2 separate regions of the Homo sapiens genome follow, and region 2 is linked to region 1. A link is a contact called in ENCODE Hi-C or POLR2A ChIA-PET data. All regions are on one chromosome and are shown on one strand. The core of a region is the stretch at or near the end of the contact, and the rest is flanking DNA. Distances in the headings are between cores, read along the strand shown. Region 1 has its middle 24 kb from the start of KCTD15. Region 2 overlaps GARRE1 (granule associated Rac and RHOG effector 1).

Region 1 (4,856 bases), core at 1,238-3,737:
TTAAGATTGCCAATGGAATTAAGGTGAATTAGTAGACCTTAAAATAGGGAGATTATCTGCAGGGTGGAGGGTGGGCAATGGAATCACTAGAGTCCAGAAAAACAAGGGTGAGGGGATCTAAAGATGCTACACTTCTGGTTTTGGGGATGAAGGAAGGGACCACAAGCTACAGAATGAAGGCAGCCTCTAGAAGCTGGAAAGGACAAGGAAAGATTCTCCCCTAGAGCTCCAGAAAGGAGAGCAGCTCTGTTGACACCTTGATTTTAGCCCAGTGTGACCCATGTCAGACTTCTGACATCTGGAACTGTAAGATGAAAATATATCATCTTAAAATCAGTGTTGGGCTAGGCATGGTGGCTCACACCTGTTATCCCAGCACTTTGAGAGGCCAAGGTGGGAGGATCGCTTGAGTCCAGGAGTTCAAGACCAGCCTGGGCATCATAGGGAGACCTGTCTCTACAAAAAGAAAAAGAAAAAAAAATAGTATTTTTCTAAGCCACATTAGTGGTAACTTGTCATAGCCACAAGAGGAAACCAATACACTGATCTCTGTTCTTAATCCAGGAGCACAGGCTCTGGAGCCAGTTGAGGCTGCTTTTTGGCTCTTCCTTAGGGAGAGAGCTTGCACCTTCTTTTTCTGTGTAAATGAAACTATTAAATATTGTTTCTTCCTGGGGAGGGTGGGAAGTGGGTGGTGTTAGATGTCAGGGTTTGGAGAGCTGGTGATTCATGGGACACTCACGACTCAGAGCCTGGCCTCCAGTAACCAGGCTGATTGTAGACACTCAGTAGATATTTGTGGAAGGATAAATGTATTTCATCAACTGATGTTCCATAATCGATTTCATCTCTCCTGGTTTTAGGACACTAAGGGGCCCCCTTCCTTTCTTTGCCAATAGTAAATACAATTTGAGAATCTGTGCATACAGGGGTGCTTTTGTTTTTGTTTTGAAATTAGTTTTCTGGCTGGGTGCCGTGGTTCACACCTGTAATCTCAGCACTTTGGGAAGCCAAGGAGGGTAGATCACTTGAGGTCAGGAGTTCAAGACCAGCCTGTCCAACATGGTGAAACCCCATCTGTACTAAAAACACAAAAATTCATGCTCACTTCAGCAGCACATATACTAAAAACACAAAAATTAACTAGGCGTGGTTGTGGGCGCCTGTAATCCCAGCTACTCGGGAGGCTGAGGCAGGAGAATCACTTGAACCTGGGAGGTGGAGGTTGCAGTGAGCCAAGATCACACCAATGCACTCCAGCCTGGGTGGCAGAGCAAGACTCCATCTCAAAAATAAATAAATAAATAAATAAATAAATAAATAAATAAATAAATAAAATAATTAGTCTTCTATTTCTTCAAAGCAAGAGCCTCGCCAGGCTGCAAGGCTGGTGCTCTCCACACATGTAGTGTGTATGGTAGTCAGCTGCCTTCTGTGCAGGGCTGCTCACTCACCCGGCAGCTGGGCACTCCTTGGCACAGGAGCCCCCCACGTGGCTAGCCAGGCTGGGGCTGGAAGGTGGGAGTGGAGAGGAGGCAAACTAGAGGCTGTGTGGGAAGGTGCTTTGATGAATTCCCTCCCTGGGCTGGGCTTCTACACGGGTTCCTCCACCTGGGCATGGGAACTGGGGGAGGCTAAAGGGAGGGAGAAGGAGGAGTGCCAGTGGTGGTGCCGGAAGCCTCTCCCTGATGCAAGAGAAGCCTTGAGGCCAGTTCAGCAACTCAGAGCGGTGCTGGCCAGGGCGAGAGCATCGAAACCTCCCTCCCTCCCTCCTGATGCGCGTTCAGGATCTGCAGTCCGGAGGCTGCACACCACAACCTATGCAGGGCAGTGTGGGTTTCCCCAGACGTCTGGGGAGGTGGGAGAGCCTGGGCCTTGAGAGGGCAGGGAACTGAGGAAGCAAAAAAGCAGCTGCAGCCTTCTGCAGCCCGCTCTCCAGGTGGCACCCAAGCCCACCTCTGTGCTCCTGGGAGCTTGGTGCCCCTAAAACCCTCAAGGTTGCAACTCAGAGAGGATTGGGAAGCAAAGCCAGCAGGAGAACAAAGGATGCTTTGCCGGAAAGGGAGGCACCTTCCACGAAGGCCTCCGGGGCCTGGGGAAGTGACTCACTGGGCCCGGGGATGGACCCACCCATGGGGGCTCCGCGGGCCCACAATAGACCCATAGGATAGGAAAGGCACTGTCAGCCTCCGGCCTCTGGCGGGCGCCTCCCAGCCCACCCCCGCGAGATCTGGTCTGCGTCCAGCCCGGGGCCCCTGGGGATAGGCCCTGTTCTCGTTAGGCTCTGCCAGTCGGGACCGCCACCGCCGCTGCTGCCACCTGGGGCTGTGGGCGCGGCCCCTTCCGCCAGCCCTCCCTCCCCTTGGCCCTGCGGGGACCCGGGCTCCCCAGTTCTCGGCAGAGCCACACTACTCCTCTGCCAGAGCGAGGCCATCGATGTCACCCGAAGGTGGCGTCAGGCTCTGTCCCGAGGCTCCCCGGAGGCCTGTGATGGGGACTTGGAGAGAGCCCTCGTTGCGAGCCCCGGCTTCCCGGGCAGTTGCACAACCTCCCCCAATTATGCTCCGTGCAGTGTGTGGCAACCGGGCGAGAATTCCAGGGCCTTGTACCTACTCGTACCAATCTGCCTTCCCGCTGTTTGGCTGCAGGGCCAGGCGTGGCTCTGTGGGCCCGGGGAAATGGGGGTGTGTCCGCGTCCAGGAGGGCGTGGCCCGCGTCAGCCCCGGGAGCAGCAGCCCGGCCCTGCTGGTGCAATCGGCTCGCCCCAAACCGCAGCTTCCTCGGGGGCCCTGAACCGGGTCCAGGACACAGAAAAGGGAGCTCTGGTGACATCCTAGACACGGGCTTTGAGCAGCAGGCCTGGCCCAGCTACGGCTGGTGACGCCGTCCAGCCAGGGATGCGCGGCCTGGGTTCTCCCGCGGGCAGGACGGGAGGCCTCCCGGGCCCCAGCGTGGCTTGGGCGTCCCTGCCCCTCCCAGGCTCTGCTTTTTAAGACTTTGGCCTGGTTTGTGATTTCTGTGTTAAGAAGGATCCTAGGAGGAGGCCCTGAAGACCTAGCTCTTATTCCACGGCCATGGCTCCGGGTCCAGGAACAGCATTGTCCTGTGGGGCCTGGGCGCTGTCGGGACTGGCTGTTCTGTGTAATGGAAATAAAGACAAAACCCCAAATGCAGCTGACCCCTAACCCCTCTCCTTTGTGTGTCCCCGGGAGTGTGCCTGCCTCTTTCTCTGGGTCTCTCATTAGAATTTCACAGAAGCTTCCTTTGCTATGGAGACGCTAGTCTTGAGGCCTGAGAGGTGGTTCTCTCTACATGCAAATCAATGCATTTGGGGTAATCCATGTTCAGTGTCATGACGAAGTGGAAAACTGCAATGTGGTCTCTCTTCCTGTTAAATTTACAGAGCTTCAAGTACACAATTGAAAGTAAACAATTCCTGGCTGGGCGCAATGGCTCACACCTGTAATCCCAGCATTTTGGGAGGCCAAGGTGGGAGGATCACTTGAGGCCAGGAGTTCAAGACCAGCCTGGCCAACAAAGCAAAACCCCGCCTCTACTAAAAATACAGTAATTAGCTGGGCGTGGTGGTGCACACCTGTAATCCCAGCTACTCGGGAGACTGAGGCACAAGAATCGCTTGAACCCAGGAGGCAGAGGTTGCAGTAAGCCAAGACTGCACCACTGCACTCCAGCCTGGGCAACGGAGTGAGACCCTGTCTCACAAAAAAAAAAAAAAAGGAGAAGAAAAAAAGTGAACAATTCCTGTGCATAAACAAATGTCTGCTCCAAGCCTCATGAGCTATCTTGCCCTCCCAAGCACCTGCAGTGCTTGGCATATGCTGGCCACCAATAAGTGGTGCTCTTGGGTGGTTGTGAAGATAAGGATCTTTGCAGGGAAGCAGGGACCCTTTAAAAATCAACATCCAAAGCCTCAACAGATACATCAGCGCCCCTTTCCAAATCATGACTTTTCCTCAAAAAGCAAAAACTCTACTCAACATATCCTTCCACTGGGGGTGGAGATAAAAACACAGAAAGTTCTCTTTCCCTGAGGGTAAACAGCTACCAACAGTCAGTCATGCCTGGATGCACAACCTCAGGGGTGGGCCCCTCCTGGATGCACAACCTCAGGGGTGGGCCCCTCCCCAGGAACGAGCCCCCAACTCTGCCTGCAGTTCCTAGGTCTGCAGAGGTCACCATGGGCCTGGCAGGGCTCTGCTTGTCTAGCTTTGGGGCTTGCAGGAAGAGAGCTCCTGAACCAGATCCAGGGATTAGCCTGGGATGTGGCGGGGTAGGCTTCTCTGGGGCTGGGGTTTCCCTTCCAATGAAAGCTCACAGAGAAATGTCCCTGGGCTTACAGAGGCCATGGCTGCGAGAACTCGCTGGTTGTGAGATCCAGAAAGAGCAGAGACGCGCTCTTCTTTTCTGACTTTCAACCTTCCCTGGGGTTGTGTTCCATTTGGGTCACCTTAGAAAACTCTGGTGCTTCTAAGAGAACATCAGCGCTAGTCTTGGTGCTGGCAGGAAGCTGCCCTTAGCTGTCACCAACACTTTTTTCTTTCTGTTAGTCCACAAAGCATTACCTTACCTCACCGGTCCTCCAGAGAACATCGGGGCTGCCTAGAATGTGGTGACAGGAGTGAACTCTTAATGGAAAGGGGTTCTGGAGGGAATGTTTCTGTGCCTCTCTGCCCTAGTTGGTGAATTTAGCAGTTTAACCTAAATACAGTTGTTCCTGGATAGACCTTCCTCCAAGCAGGTGCTCTAGACCATCTTTTGTCTCGGGCTTTATGTTGGACGTTAGAGCTTTATCTTTGTGATGCCTTTGTAGGTTTCTCTGGATACTGACAAGAAAC
Region 2 (5,060 bases), core at 627-3,126, 530 kb before region 1:
GCGCTTACTAGGCATGCAGGTTCCCTAGCAAGCCCCTGAAGGCCAGACGCCTGTGTCTCCAGCTGGCTCTCCAGGGCTCTGATGCCATCGTTTCAGAAGCCAGGTTTAAAGGCTTGGAGCTGCCAACCACCCTTGTCCCCAAGGAACCCTCCCTGGGATGGGGCGCACTGGTCCTCTGAGGGGCTGGTGTCAGCTAAGTGGCCCTGGGGTGGGGACACTCATCCCCACAGCTCTGGGCGGGCAGGCAGGCAGGCAGGCAGGCTGGCTGGCCTGGGGTCAGTACTGGGGCAGATAGGCTGGCCTGCGCTCACCCTTCCCAGGGAAGGCCTTGAAGCCCTTGGGTGCTGCCTTGTGTGCTGGTGGGGGTGGGGGCTGGGGTGGGGTCTGCACATAGGAGAAGGCAGCGGCACTGCAGTCGTTGGTTGCGGCCCACACTGGGGACTGCAGCATCTGCATGGTGTCGTTCCACTGGCTGCCAGGGCTGGTGACTGCATAGAGTGGTGCGCTGGGGCTGGGCAGCGTGCTGGGAAGCGGGGAAGGGTGCTGCCAGGGTGCTTTGGGTGGCCACGTTTTGGTTTTGTTATCCTGAGAAACAAAAGAGAGTTCTTAGTGGCATTTCGGGCAATGTATCATCATTTCCCACCTCCCCAGATGCCTGGCCCTTATTCCCTCCTAGGAAGCCGGGTGAGAGCCCCACTCACTCCCACACCCCTGTCCAACAGAACTTCTTGCAATGATAGCCATGTTCTGTGCCTATACGGTCTAGTATGGTAGCCACTCGCCACATGTGACTAGTGCAAACTGAGGAAAGGAACTTTTTTTTTTTTTTTTTGAGATGCAGTCTGTCTCTCGCCCAGGCTGGAGTGCAGTGGTACGATCTCGGCTCACTGCAACCTCTGCCTCCGGGGTTCAAGCGATTCTCCTGTCTCAGCCTTCTGAGTAGCTCGGATTACAAGCGCATGCCACCATGCCTGGCTAATTTTTGTATTTTTAGTAGAGATGGGATTTCACCGTGTTAGCCAGGATAGTCTCGATCTCCTGACCTCGTTCGTGATCCACCCGCCTTGGCCTCCCAAAGTGCTGGGATTACAGGCGTCGCCACTGCGCCCGGCTGATTGTTTTTAAAAAGTATTTTAGAGGCAGTCTCGCTCTGTCACCCAGGCTGGAGTGCAATGGTGCAATCATAGCTTACTGTAATCTCAAATTCCTGGGTTCAAGCCATCCTCCTGCCTCAGCCTCCTGGGCAGCTAGGACTACAGGCATGTGCCACCATGCCTAGCTGATCTTTTAATTTTTTTGCAGAGACAGTGTCTATATTACCTGGGCTGGTCAAGAACTCCTGGCCTCAAGCCATCCTTCTGCCTTGGCCTCCCAAAGCACTGGGATTACAGGCATCAGCCACCACACCCGGCCTGAATTTTTATTTGTATTTAAATTTACATAGCCACATGTGGTGAATGGCTATCACACTGGACAGCACAGCCGTAGAGCTTCCTGTGGCTCTGAGTCAGCTGAGGTGGCTAATCATTTACACAAAATTAATCACCACAAAGAAGATCCCTCATTACTTTGAGGCCCTCTGAAAACTGCAGCTGTGGAAGCTAGCCCAAGTCTGTGCCCACAGAGCCTGCCTGAATACCTGGTTCACATCCTCCACCGTGGTGAGGAGAGGTGGTGAGGGCAGCGTGCTGGTGTCTTGCTCTCCACTGCTGTGTTTCCTGCAAGAACCAAGAGCTCAGGGCAGTGATTGCTTGGCTTCCTGCCCAGCCCACCTGTAGGGTACACACTAGTGCTAGGCTCCAGCATCTCCAGGCCCTGGTTCTAGGAGGGGAGGAGGCCTGCCTGGGTCAATGGCATAAAGGCGGCTAAGGGGAGCCAGCAGTGAATGACGGCGCTCCTGCACTGCCAGTGCAGGTGGAGGAGCTGGGGGTGGAGGTGGCAGGCAAAGACAGGCACTGGTTTACTCAGCTGCTGAGTCCACCTTCTTTGGCTTTATTATTATTATTATTATTATTTTATTTTTTTTTTTTTTTTTGAGACTGAGTCTCACTGTTTCCCAGGCTGGAGTGCAGTGGCATGATCTCAGCTCATTGCAAACTCTGCATCCCAGGTTCAAGCAATTCTTGTGCCTCAGCGTCCCGAGTAGCTGGGATTACAGGTGCGTGCCACCATGCCCAGCTAATTTTTGTATTTTTAGTAGAGATGGGGTTTCACCATGTTGGCCAGGCTGATCTCGAACTCCTGACCTCAGGTGATCTGCCCGCCTAAGCCTCCCAAAGTACTGGGATTGCAGGTGTGAGCCACCGAGTCCGGCCGGCTTTTTGTTAATTTATTTAAGAGATACTGTTTCCGGCCGGGTGCGGTGGCTCACGCCTTTAATCCCAACACTTTGGGAGGCCGAGGTAGGTGGATCACGAGGTCAGGAGATCAAGACCATCCTGGCTAACATGGTGAAACCCTGTCTCTACTAAAAATACAAAAAATTAGCCGGGCATGGTGGTGGGCGCCTGTAGTCCCAGCTACTTGGGAGGCTGAGGCAGGAGAATGGCGTGAACCCGGAAGGCGGAGCTTGCAGTGAGCTAAGACCGCGCCACTGCACTCCAGCCTGGGCAACAGAGCGAGACTCCGTCTCAAAAAAACAAAAAAAGAGAGAGATACTGTTTCCAAGCACTAAGGATATGTGACTTAAAGCCCATTCGTTTTACTAATCACATGAAAGTCTGTTACAAGGTTGAATGAAAAAGGCAGGATGTGGCCAGATCAGAGCCAGCACTCCTGCATGCAGACAACAGTCTCTGCAGAGATGGTGCCAGATGTGACTTCTTAGAAGTCGAATCAGTCATATGTCTGAAAGAAAAGTCTCAAACTCCACCCCCGGTTCAAACTTGCTCCTCCTGCAGGCTTAGCACCTCAGTTCATGGCGCCCTTCACAGAAACTCAGGCAGAAAACTTGCGTGTCATCCTTGACTCTTCCTACCTCACCCACACCCCACTGCCGATTCCCCACCAGTTGCTGCCGCACTTTGTTCAGCTCTCTGCTCATCAGAAGCCTCATTGACTAAGTGCTGGAAATAGAACATCCACCTGTTCTCTGCATTTACTACCCTCATACCCTGCTTTATTTTCCTTCAGAGCACCTAGCCTAACCTGACATGATTTTTTGTTTGATTTTTGAGACAGGGTCTAACTCTGTTGCCCAGGCTAGAGTGCAGTGGCACAAACACAGCTCACTGTAGCCTCAACTTCCCAGGCTCAAGTGATCCTCCCACCTCAGCCTCCCGAGTAGCTGGGACTACAAGTGTGGACAGAAAGCATCTGAATGTGTGCTCGTGATTGGTCAATGCCACCCCCCACCCCACTACTATTCTGTGCAAGTACCATTCTGTCTTCACCTACCCGCTCCCCACTGCCTATCTGACAGAGCCTGGCCTGTCCAGCAGGGACCAAGTAACCCGGCCTCCCACTCTGCTCTACAGCATGGCTTCGAGTGCCTGGGAGCCCTGCGTGCCCTCTACTCCTGCCCATGGTCCTTAGTCTGCCACCCTGACCTTGCTTTCTCATATCCACAGCAGTTTCTCTACTTATTTCTAACCAAGCTCTCCTCTCAGTTCAGAGCCCATTTTAATTTTTGTGACTACTTTTGAAAGCTAATTACTACTTTTCCCAACTTTGAAACGCCATTCAGAGGTCATTTTATCCATCTTTAATAAAGAGATGGAGGGTAATTGAGGGCCAGCCCCTTGTCTAGGGTTGCAGAGCCTGTTGGTGAGTCCAGATTAGAACTCGCAACCAAAGGCCTGCTCTTCCCACAGAAATGGGTGCCTCCTGCAAGGCACAGACCAGCACCGGCCACCCCGTCTCCCAAATTGATCTGCACAAGATGAGGCCGGCTCTTCCTTGTGGAAACCGCCTCCTGCAGGTGCTCTTCAGAGGCTTCAGCCAGGCATTGCTGGAAGAGCCCCTCCTCTCACACAGGGAGACTGGAGGTGACTGGGCTCCTGGCTTTCCCAGGGAGTGAGCCATGGGTTGCATTCACATGCCCTTCTCTCCCCACCTTGGTTTAGAAATCCCTTCATACCTTCTCTGCTTGACAGCAGCAACGAGGTCAGGCCCTGAAAACATGGAGAACAAGCTGTCCCCGTTGGCTGAGGATGTCTCATCACTCGAGCTGGCAGAGTCTCCCTGAGCACCCGACCAGCCACCGTGCAGGCCATCCCTGAAAGCCAGAGAGAGAAGCTGGGCCAGGGCCTCCTGCAGCCCCACCACCCGCCACCCCACCCTGAAAGGGCAGTCCTTACCCTGCATTCATCCCATAACCAAATAGTGGTCTCTTGTCTCTCCCTTCTTAAAACGTGAGGTTTTCCTCCTTTGCCTTATTTCAAAAGTAATACATATTCATCAATTCCCTTTATTCCTCTAAGAAGCCTATGGTTTGTATATGAAATTTGTTTTAGAAAAAGCAAGGGAGGGAGAGCATGGGGAAGAATAGCTAATGGATGCTGGGCTTAATACCTAGGTGACGGGATGATCTGTGCAGCAAACCACCATGGCACACATTAACCTTTGCAACAAACCTGCACATCCTGCACATGTACCCCTGAACTTAAAAGTTGAAAGAAAAAAAATTTTTAAGTAAAAAAAAAAATTTAAAAATAAGAAAAAACAAAAAGTTGAGCTGGTCTTTAGTCATCCAGATTTATTAACCATGTAGCAATATGGGATATAAAAAAATCCCCAGTTGTCTTTACAATAAAAATTTGCAATTCTCTCAATATACTAGAATCTCAATTGTACACTTTTGCTTTTCATAGGCTATAATGACAGCGTTCCATAAATCACGTGGGCTTCGCAGCCACACTCAGTTCAGTATAAAGGCCGTGTGAAACATGCCTTCACCTCACAAGCACCATCATGTAAGAGCCTTGTCTAGGGCTGAAGAGTCTGTTTTGAAAATCATGAATGTATACCAATGGCACGTTCACAGGGATACATCACACTACTTGGCATCTAACAGTCAGCCACATGACTCTGACCCCTAAAGATTTCATCCCATGTCACTC

The links. Hi-C counts contacts between places; a loop is a spot of excess contacts on that map. ChIA-PET counts read pairs that join two places held with the same protein, here RNA polymerase II (POLR2A). Pooled maps may share reads with other maps.
Region 2: a loop to region 1 is called in a map with no recorded cell type, with 10 times the contacts of the local background. The contact joins two enhancer-like sites. A Hi-C loop is called at or near these places in 1 of 37 single-sample maps with no recorded cell type and 2 of 50 pooled maps. POLR2A ChIA-PET finds 5 or more read pairs at or near these places in 1 of 52 experiments (activated naive CD4-positive, alpha-beta T cell).

What each region holds. Positions count from the first base shown.
Region 1 is chr19:33,817,947-33,822,802 of GRCh38, reverse strand. No RefSeq gene overlaps it. Among named protein-coding and RNA genes, the nearest start is that of KCTD15, 24 kb to the right of the region's middle. RefSeq lists enhancers at 1,475-2,469, 2,348-2,547. Within about 2 kb of position 2,487, at least 30 of the 41 ENCODE cell types and tissues checked have a DNase peak (open chromatin) inside an H3K27ac peak, as active enhancers do.
Region 2 is chr19:34,348,172-34,353,231 of GRCh38, reverse strand. It overlaps GARRE1 (granule associated Rac and RHOG effector 1), which reads right to left. Exons shown (of 14, transcript NM_014686.5): 12 at 4,079-4,216; 13 at 1,640-1,718; 14 at 1-585. The coding sequence ends at 277. Among named protein-coding and RNA genes, the nearest start is that of GPI, 14 kb to the left of the region's middle. Within about 2 kb of position 1,876, at least 4 of the 41 ENCODE cell types and tissues checked have a DNase peak (open chromatin) inside an H3K27ac peak, as active enhancers do.